2 separate regions of the Homo sapiens genome follow, and region 2 is linked to region 1. Evidence: chromatin loops called from intact Hi-C (ENCODE). Cell type or tissue: B cell. All regions are shown on one strand. Each heading gives the region's core, and the rest is flanking DNA. Links, peaks and the distances in the headings are about the cores only. Region 1 overlaps COL19A1 (collagen type XIX alpha 1 chain). Region 2 has its middle 19 kb from the start of LMBRD1.

Region 1 (5,393 bases), core at 85-5,084:
GAATCGCTTGAACCTGGGAGGCAGAGGTGGAGGTTGCAGTGAGCCAAGATCGCGCCACTGCACTCCAGCTTGGGCAACAGAGCGAGACTCAGTCTGGAAAAAAAAAAAAAGAGAAAAGAGCCAAAGGAAGGCAGCTAGATCATATTTGGGTATATCATTATTTTATCTAGATTACCTACAAAGAAAATACATACTTTAAAAAAGATGTTTACCCCTTCTCCTTCCAAAAATTAGAATCCTGAGAACCTAAGAACATAGTCATCCAAGAGGAGTTAAGATCACAAAGCCAGCCACTCAATGGTAGAGTGGAAAGAAAACACAAGTGTCCTATAACCAACTTTTCCCCCTCTGTATTGAACATTGCTTCTTAAATACATATTTTAAACAAAATAATAGCATACCTAAGAAATTATCTTCATTCTTTAGTAGAAGTGCATTATGCTCCCACCCTCAGTTTTAAACATGTGCTTAAACACACACACACAGAAAATCACTTTTCCCCTTAATCTCTGTTTTATCCTACTGGTTTGACCTCCTATTGTATTGCTAGGCATTCTAATCTTAAGATAACATCACATCTTTTGTTAAACATTTTTCCTCTCATTGGTCTGATACTTTTTTTTTTTTTTTTGAGACAAAGTCTTGCTCTGTCGCCCAGGCTGGAGTGCAATGGCGTGATCTTGTCTTGGCTCACTGCAACCTCTGCCTCCTGGGTTCAAGTGATTCTCCTGCCTCAGCCTCCCAAGTAGCTGGGATTATAGGTGCCTGCCACCACGCACAGCTAATTTTTATATTTTTAGTAGACACAGGATTTCACCATGCTGGCCAGGCTGGTCTTGAACTCCTGACCTCAGGCAATCCGCCTGCCTCGGCCTCCCAAAGTGCTGGGATTACAGGTGTGAGCCACCGAGCCCGGCCAGGTCTGATACTTTCTATACCCATTCATATAAATCTTCAGTTTAATACAGTATTAATCATAGGTATGTTGAAATCCCTCTTTTACACTTTTTTTTTATTATTATTCCCTGAAAGTATGTTGAATTCCTTTTTTCTCCTCTCGAATGGCTAAGAAGCTCAGATCAGCTAAAATCCGTTATTTTAATGTTTTGTTTTTTCAACTGATTTAATACCTGAAAGATCTGTGTATACTGCTAATACTCAGACTGAAAATGGACTAGTTGCTCTCTGGACACAGAGGCTTCTGGCCTTAGGAAAAGCCAGGGGATGAGGTCATTCCTTGGGTAATACAAAAACAAATGGGAAAATCAAAGTTACAGTCATCGTGCAAAATAAATGTAAACGAGTTCTGTTATACTCTTTGCAGTTTAGTGAGGGTTCTTGTATTACTTATACACCAGTTTGCTGATTGCAGGGAAAGAAAACATAATTTGTCTGGTCAAGTTATAACTTATATTTTAACTTTGCTAAAATGCACATATCTCCACACATCTGTACTTTAATAACAATGTATTATGAATAATACAATATGACAATATTCAATTAACTGTGACATAAGGCTACCAAGAGGTAATGAGGGGCATACATTCAGAAGCCTGCCTGTCCACCTGATATCCGGGAAGGGTCCTACATGGCAAAGGTTGACCATCTTCCAAGAGGTCTCATAGGACAGGATTTATTGCTTTGGTGAATTTACCAGTGTCCAAGGTCTAGCCTTTGACCTTGCAGGCTTAGAAATCAGATTTTGACAACACAGAAAGCACAGATGCATTTCTCAGGAGCATGTACCCTCACACCTCCTCCCCCTCATTCACTTGGCTCCAGTCCCCCAGTTTTTCTTGCTATTTCTTCCACATGCCAAGCATGCCGCCGCCTCAGAGCCTGGGGACCAAGTGACTGCTTTCCAGGTGTTCACGTGCCTTGCCCTCACACTGCCTTCATGCCTCTGCTTAAATGTCCAATTCTTCCAAAGGAAAATACCTAGTTAGAAGCTACATTATTTATCTAATCATTGTGAAGCTTTCCTCCACTTTCAAAATTTAGGAGTTACAAAGTACATTTGTCAATGAAGGATTTTTACATGGTACCAATGTTGAACACAAGAATTTCTTAAAAACACAAAATAAAATTCTCTATATAACAGCATACATTTTACTCTGAGTTTAAGCGTGAAGTGTTTGCCAACTAGTAAAAGCCACATTTTGGAATAATAGGTTTTTTTCCTTGTAATTCCTTGTAATTAATAGAAAACTACCTTAGAAGGGCTTATATGAATAGTTACAGGCCTAAATTTAAATTTATAATCAAGTCAATCTGGACACTTAAACTGAAGATTTATCATAATGAAAGGAAAATGTGTTATTTAAAAAGCATTCTGTCATTTCTATTTATTTAGCCTGTTTTTTTAAACTCTGGTTTTCTGTTTCTTATTGCTTTTTATGATGATATAGTACTTTTGCCTTAGAACAGATTAAAGAAAGTAGATGAAACTTTAATTATTTGATACATAGTCTATATTAGAGGAAAGAGTTTTAAGCAACTAATTAAAGCAAGTTTTGAGATTTTCTAGCATTGTATATATTTTAACACAATTCTCTTCCCCACCTTCTTTTGACAAGTAACTGAGCTGAAACTGCCACATTCAAATGGAAGTTCATTTGCAGTGGGAAAATAAACAAATATATCTTATCCCATGATCTCAATAGGCAAATTGACGAAAGAATATGAAATGACTGAATTCCTAATACCTTCAAAATTTTAAAATTCAAGTTATTATTGAATCTCTCCATATTACTCTTAAATTCTGTCCCAACTGTGACAATTCCAGGTAACTATTTAACATACCATAGAGTTAAGGTACAGCAATTAAAAGGTCCAATCTATCTGTCATATATTTAGGTTTAATAGTAAACTGTTGACAACTTCACAGACTCCAGCCCTGAAACCCTAGACTCTCTCTCAGATTTGTTATATTTTATTTTTAGATGTAATCACTTCCCTCCGGTAAATGGTTAGTGACCACACGCGCAGGTCTGCACATGAGGAAACTAAAAAGGGAACCTTGCGCTGTGAACCAGATACACAAGACACAAGAAGGGTCTCCTTCCAGGCCATGCCCAGCTTGTCATCTTCTTCAACAATCCCTTTGATAGTGCTGTGCTGACATTTTCAATTAATGCAAATGATACTTGAAGTTAAGCAATTTCCATCACACATTCAGTACGTGTTGCTTTACGAACACCCTCTACCAAATAGCATGATAAAAACAAACGTAATTTTTTCTTTTATTAATTTCCCTTAATGCTTCATGTTAAGTGAATCTTGTTAGGGTTCAGATTAATTTTGAATTCACATTGTTGGGAAAATCTTTCAAAAGATTAATTCAGCGAAGTAAATTGGATCAGAATATATGCATTTTGGTAGTCCTATACATCATGTAACCTGATTAAAGAGTTGAGATACTAGAGCTACAAAAGCAAACATTCAGGGGAATCCCAAGATGGGGAAGTGTTAGTTATGCAAGATGATTACGTTCTAGACATCTGCTGTATAGTACCGTGTTTATAATTAACAGTACTGTGTTATACACTTAAAAATTTGTTAAGAGGGCAGACTTCATGTTAAGTGTTCTTATCACAATTTTAAAAAGTTACTAAAAGCAAACAATAAAATAAAATAACAAAAAAAGGTAACCTTGGCATAAAATGGTGCATAAAATGCAAGGTAACCAGGTGAAAAGAAAAAAGAAAACCAAAATGTCTGTTAATTATCCCAAAGGTAAGTGTTTCTCTAAGAGTTTTCCTCAGATAATCCTGCATTAGATTCATCTGTGGAGCTTGTTAAAGATGTAAATTACCAAATCCCACCCCAGTACGACCTGCAAAATGGGAATATGCGATAGGAGGTCTCAGGAATCAAATACGTCAGGTGATTCTTTTTCATGTTAAAATTGGAGAACCATTTATTTAGGTCCTTCAAATCCTTGCTATCATCAAGAACATTTACTACCCACTAGCATGTGCCTAAAAACTGTCCCTATTCAACCAAAGATTCATTCTTCCTTCTAACTAAAAAAGTCCTGTCATATCAGATTAAATTGCAAAGCACATTACCTACTATATTTCTTTACAAAAAAGACAAATTCAGAAGAGTAGAAATCGTATCAGAATAAACTCCGCTGCTCTAACATCTCTTTTCCTTTTTTACATAGTTGTAGTTGCCATGAGTCACAGCTGATTAATTTCTCACTGAAGAAAGAGTTTCCCCCCCAAATTGTATGACAGCCACAGGATGTCTTTTGTACAATAACAGAATATTCAAACTTTCATGTGAATTATTTTAGGAAATGCACCTTCTGCCAAATAATAAAAAATCATAAAGACTTACATAACACTCTGAAAGACTACGATGTGTTAGATCTTTATGAGTAATTATATTTTATGTGTGCCTCAAACTCAAAAGTCTCTCTAGAGTGGGTTTATACTTGTTTAGCAAAAATTATTGAAAAAATATTCAAAACAATAGGCACAATAATACAGTCTCAGAGTACATAATCATATGTGATTATCATCAGAATACATTATATGTGATCGTTTGCATAGGAGAGATGAAGTTTCTCTTTCCCTAGCAAATGGCTTCTCCAATGTGCCTAATTCAACCTTGTAATATGAATTGCATTTAGCTAAGTAACTTATACACACTCAATGTTCAAGAAAAGTCTTCCAAATTAACCACATAATCAATTTAAAAAAGCAGAGATGAAGGTAAATATTTCAAATTGCCCTTAAGCCTTTTGGAAATATTTATGAAAAGACTGATACATTTAATAATTGCAAATATTGTCTATTTAGTTCAAAAGGTGCTCTAAAGATCTGTCAACCTTTTGTTTGCCTCATCTGAGATACTACAAAATGAACATATAATTAAACTACATTTCCTTTTATACCTCCTATCCGATTTTTCACTTTTTCCTAATTAAGATTAGATATGTCCTTGTTAATCCTAATTAGTAATGAGTTTCCATACTTATAACTTGAATAATTATTGAAGAGGAAAGGGAAAGATACATAATGTCATATATACACACAGAGGCACACATGCATGTATGTATACTTGTAAATATTGAAGATGAAAGGAAACATAGACTAATATACTATGCGTATGAAAAAAATGAGGTAATTTTAGGAATTCCTAATGTGCATCATGGGAAGATCAATGGAAGAAAGCAATGAATTGTAATTTATTCTGTTATAGTACATTAATCTATGGCCTTTTCAATCTTAACAAGATTTGTTTTAATGACTTAAAGGCTATAAATAACATTTGGTGATTAGGCAAAGAGTTGGCCTGGATACCTGTCTTGTCCCTAACGGTCACGGAAGTGGAAGCAGGAAGCAGAAATATTGACATCCAAAGCCAAAGTTTCCAAGGGCCAG
Region 2 (5,393 bases), core at 79-5,078, 66 kb after region 1:
ATTAAAAAGGTTATATTAATTAGGTCTCTTTTATTGTTGCAAAGACAGAAGTTCCTTGAGAATATCTTAACTCATGTGGAGCTTATTAAAAGGCTCCATGTGGAAAGCAGAAAAACAGAAATCATGCTCATTCATCTTGGGGAGTCAGGAAATTTCCCCAAACCAGGCCCCCCGCAAAAAAAAAAAAAAAAAAAAAAGAATCTCCTTCTGTAGGGCTGGTTTCATGGACTTCAGAATGTAGAAAGTCATTCAGGAGCCAATCAATTCTATCAATTCTTACACTAAATATACTTTTTCATCCTTTCTCTTATTTGCTACTTTGATTAAATATCCACTTACCTCCTTCTTTTGGATTCAGAGCTTGCATTTCTCCCTTTCTCATTTTTGATTACTCACAACCTCTGCCTTCTTAGTTCGATTGCCAGATATTTGCTATTACCTTCTTTCTGTACACCTTTCTCCTTCTCTGTTTACTAACTGGCCAACTACTTCTCTCCCTCTTTTTTCAAAATTCAGAACTTCATGAATTTGCATTCAGTTTATACTCATTGTCATTTTGGGCAAAACTCTTGGGCCTGACCCCCTTGTTTCCTACTTTGCAGTCTACAGACTGGCTGTTCTCCTCTTCCCCAATTTTATCATCTGGCCAAGAAACCAGAATCATACCAGGTATAACATGGCCACTAATGTGTTCCACTAGTCCCTGCAACAAAGGGTTATGAGCAGGGTTCAAAGGGCCTGCGGACATGAGAGGCAGTTGGCAACTATGTCTGCCCAAACAAAGATGAATGTCAATATTTATAATGACTTATAACAACATTCAAACTACCAATCACAAAATTTTGTTGGCAATATAACACCTATGTGTACAGAGGTTGTCAAGATAAGTTATAATGTGATGCCCAGACACTTTTAGGCTTCTATCTTGTAGATTACAAACCCTCAGCTTTCTGAAGCACAGGTGAGTGGTTTCATGTGAGTGGCTTTGTGTGAGTCCTAGTGTTATAATTTTTGGTTATTCAGGTATTTTCTTCTAGAGTCTGATTTTATATGTACATAACACATTAAAAATATGTAAATAATTATTTTGGGAGCCTATAAAATATTTTAGCATAACTATTACAATAGACTAAATCAATAGTAATAATTTTAGTGCTAAAATTTCAAGAAGCATTTTATAATTATCTTATTTAGTAAAGCAAAACAACAATAGTTGAGAATTCTCTAAGTCAATTTTTTATTCTGCATTTTTATTTTCACAAAAATTTTACAAAATTAATACGAGCCTATATTAAATCATCTGGTTCATTTGAAGTACCTGATAACTGAGTACTATCTTGCAGTTTATATTTTCTGTCTCTTTTGCATGGAGTAAGTGTAAGGTAACAAACTGAATGTGTGAAAGTAGTTCCTTGGTTGGAACAAAAAAATGTCATGGTAGAATTGATGGATCCTGTGACATATGATAATACAGGCTTACTAACCTCACAAGAATCTCTTTAGTTAGCCAATGTTATACAGTATTCACATTGTGAACAAATGGTTTTAAGAATACTGTCATGTACATCCCATTTTGTAATTAATATTTCATTAGCAGAAAATATGCAATGACAAATAGTTCTATTTCCAGTTCCAGCAATAATTAGATTACATACCCATTTAATACATATTTCAATAGTGCCAGTACTCATATTATCTCCAAGTAAAAACAAACATTTATACAATTATCAAATGACTCCACTATAAAACTGGCACTCCAGGATTGCTCACTGGCAGAGATTTAGTTAAGCATAAGGCCTGATTATACTTAATTTGCAAACAAAGACTTGAAGTTATTAATACCATTTTGTACCATATACTTATGGGAATAGACATTTTCTACATTTGCATTATTGAAATCAAAATGTCAAAAGAGATTAATTATAAAACCAGACATGAGTCTGCATCTTTCTACTATTAAACTCAGGACTGAATGATTTTTTTTCAGCCAAATGCCACTATGCATCACATTAAAATAATGTTATTAACATGATTTTATCTTCTTTTTAAGTTTCACTTGAATTTTTATTTGTTGTAAAGTTGTATAAGGCCTATAAAATTAAGGCATTCATCCATTGTTTTACATTTTTACTTATTTAAATAGCATCATGAAAATAAGTTGTCATTAGATTGCCCCAAAATGTTTTCCCATTTAAAAAGGACTAATTTATGTATTGCTCAAGTTAGAGAAACAATGGCTAATTGTGGAAGAGATGGAGGATTTTATTTATGTTTAATTCCAAAACACAGAGCTACTTCTCAAAAAGAAGGCAGTTAGGAAAAGAAGACCCAGATACTTAGCAAGATATTCGTGAGTGAGAAAGGTGTACTTGAAAAGGCAACAGAAAGACGGAAGCAGTGATGGGGGCACTGTTAAGCAGGAAGTGGTGCTTAGTGTGAAAAGCCAGCCTGTCTGTCTGTCAGGAAAGTTTTCTGGGAAGGAACCAGAGAGAGGGCAGTGAGAATTTTTTTCTCATCTGCAAGGCGGATCCAGGAGACAAGCTTTTAACTTTGTGGGGGCTCCTCCTCAAGAAAAAGAATGGAAAATTATGAATACAAAGTTAGACTCAAAAGTAAACTTTAATTTAGAATGAGAAAAACAGATTAGAAAATTTTAACAGATGCCGAATACCACAGACATCACAAAATCTAGAAAATAGCCTTCATTTTGGCTCCACACTTTCAAAAATAGACCTCTGGTCTTGCCTTTGTGTCATAGTGCACATCAAATTGGAATCATGGGCAATAAGAATATTCCTGAAAGCCATTGCTACACCTGGATGCCTAGCAATAATTTAACTAAACATGAGAGTAACTCCATGTAAATACATCCCACTCAACCTAAACTAAATGCATCCCTAACCCTACTTAACCTGAGCTGGAGCCTCAGAATGCCTGCAGCCACTCCAGTGATACTCATATGAGGCAAAATGTGAAAGTGAAAATGGAAAGAGACAGTGGTCTCAACAGACTGAAGCAAAAATACATTACTTACAAAAATTTACAAAAAAACCATAGGTCCATGGGAACACATTGCTAGGCCTTTTTTTCCACAGGACCATGGAAAACACCTGTGCAAGTGGATCATTGGCGCTGAAGCTCCATTAACATGATGGTAAATCTGCCCCTGCAGACATGTGAGAGAATATGAGAGTGAGGTCTAAAGAGAACTTAAAAGAAGTATAATTACTCTAATTACCCTTTGGTAATTTCTCATGGGCGTGAATCAAATCTCCCTTGCTTCTAATTATATTTTTATGCCCAACTGGTGTTTCTTTGAGTGTGAGTCCATGAGACTGGATTACAGGTAGCTCCAGAAACGTATAAGTTACAAGGTAATTAGGTAATAGTAAACAGATGATTGATTTGGGTACATGGTAATGGTAAAGACTGAATGGTTTTCAAGAAACTTGTGAAAACTTGTATTTGCACATCAGGAAAAAAAAAAAAATCTGGCCTGAAGAAAGATGAGTTGTAATCATCAGAAATGATGGGACAACTCTCTATCTTTCACGAAGCTCCATCTTCCCTTGAAAATTAAGCTTATTCTAGTACTGGTCAGATGTTAATTGACATACAGACTTAGCAAAGAAAAAGCTGTATGTGTGTGTGTGTGTGTGTGTGTGTGTGTGTGTGTGTGTGTGAGTTTGCTTAAAAGATATAAAAAGGAAATTTCTTGAGAGTTTTCCGTTGACAGATCAAAGTGAGTGACTGAAGCATAAGTCTCAGATCATTGATGTTTATTGAGCCAGCCTGAGGGTTCACCTGGTTAAAATGCAAGTCACAGATGCATTCTGTGATTGTGTTTTCCAAAGAGGTTCTCAGGAAGTTTAGTATTTACATATTTTCCTTTAAGAAAAGGGGCGGGCAGGTAGCAGTGAAATTAATGATTACATACTTGTAAGGTTTTTAGTTAGTGCCTAATAAATCTACATTTTACATAAGATAAGGTGAACATGTGAAGAAAAAGGGAATAGAGGAAGCAGACATCTCAGGCAAGGGTAAAAGAACAATTGATTTCATCTTGTCTTTGTTCTGTACCAGGAAAGATAAGCTAGTGATCAACATTATCAGTGTGGAGTCTTTTGAAAGGGCTAGTTTCTGTTTAGCCCTCAGAGTAGAAAGCCTAATGGTGGTTAGCAAGGGAGGGGGTTATAATGAGGCATGTCTGAACATCCATCCTGTCATGACTGTAAATTCAGCTTCCAAGATTTCTCTCGATTCCCCTTGGCCAAGAGAGATGTCCGTTCAGTCAGTTGGGGGCTTAGAATTTTTTATTTTTATTTCTCACTATCAAATTTAACTACCCAATCTGCATTCCATTTCAATATGAGAAAAGGCTTCTGTGAAATGACAATCCATCTAGAAAGTATGCATGTGGACATATGTTTATGTATTGAAAAAGTAATTTTAAAAGTCAAAATTTGATATCTTATTGGTGCTAGATTTTTTTTTCTAAGTTCTCATTTGTAGATATAGCATTGGCTTTTTATTTGGTACAATTCTTAAGCTGTATCAGCAAAAGGTTATCTATATGTGATGCTAAAAAATGAAATAGATACAGAGCCAACATTACTGAAGTCATTTGGTCTATCAATATTTGATTAAGTACATAACAGAGTAAAATAAAACAACCCAAAATTTAAATGAATAAACCTTCATTTCAAAATTAAATGGAAATACTAAAGGCCTATACAAATTTTGACATTGTTCCTTCTTGTTATTCAGGGCTAAACCTAGCCAGCAGTATTTTTTATAACATCAATTTATTCATATTTTTAAAATTAGAAACATCCTTTTAATAGGAAAGCTGTATTTTAATATAAAGCTGAAACATTATATACTTAGTTATTCTGCAAATAATTAGAATCTTTTTTGAACTATAGCTATCACTGGCTGTCTTCATTTTGCACAATACAAAATGAACAATAGACTTTAATTAAAACAAGGATATTCGGCCTTTTCTTATTTAGAAATATCAGTTTCTCATTAACTACTCAAAAATTGAAATAGCATTGTTTTTCCACTATTGCTAGAACATGAAGTATCTGTGAAAAACGCCCTCTTTGTCTTCACCAGCAGTCCTGTTTTCCTTGGTATTATTCTATTTAAACAAGTCTTTCCCCTTCTGCTGAGTGTCTTCCATTTGCTCCTCCAGATACACGTTCCATCCTTCTCCACTCTGCTCTGTGCCCCAGGAGGCTGATCATTATGTTTGCAATAAATAGGCTCCCTTGCCTTCTGTTTTCCTGTTAAGTACATTCAAAAAGAGTAACAGAGTATTTATCCCCTGGCTCCCTTCTTGAGGGACTGTAGGTGACAATGGCTACTAGAAAGCTCTTTCCTAAGTGTAT

The links. Hi-C counts contacts between places; a loop is a spot of excess contacts. Peaks named below come from ENCODE experiments on the same cell type or tissue, not always from the same donor. Only the 100,000 strongest peaks of a DNase experiment are listed, where the experiment ranks them.
Region 2: it touches region 1 in a loop (2.8-fold over the local background); 1 of 110 quality-filtered maps calls a loop at or near these places.

What each region holds. Positions count from the first base shown.
Region 1 is chr6:69,879,578-69,884,970 of GRCh38, reverse strand. COL19A1 (collagen type XIX alpha 1 chain) reads right to left here. Exons shown (of 51, transcript NM_001858.6): 2 at 5,313-5,393. Among named protein-coding and RNA genes, the nearest start is that of COL19A1, 16 kb to the right of the region's middle. In B cell, for the core only: no CTCF peak of the experiment used is centred there; DNase peaks (open chromatin) are centred at 1,835, 3,040, 3,440 and 4,160; H3K4me3 peaks cover 2,978 bases; H3K27ac peaks cover 5,000 bases.
Region 2 is chr6:69,813,792-69,819,184 of GRCh38, reverse strand. No RefSeq gene overlaps it. Among named protein-coding and RNA genes, the nearest start is that of LMBRD1, 19 kb to the right of the region's middle. RefSeq lists enhancers at 2,680-2,749, 2,860-3,179. In B cell, for the core only: no CTCF peak of the experiment used is centred there; DNase peaks (open chromatin) are centred at 2,394, 2,934 and 3,904; H3K4me3 peaks cover 2,654 bases; H3K27ac peaks cover 3,649 bases.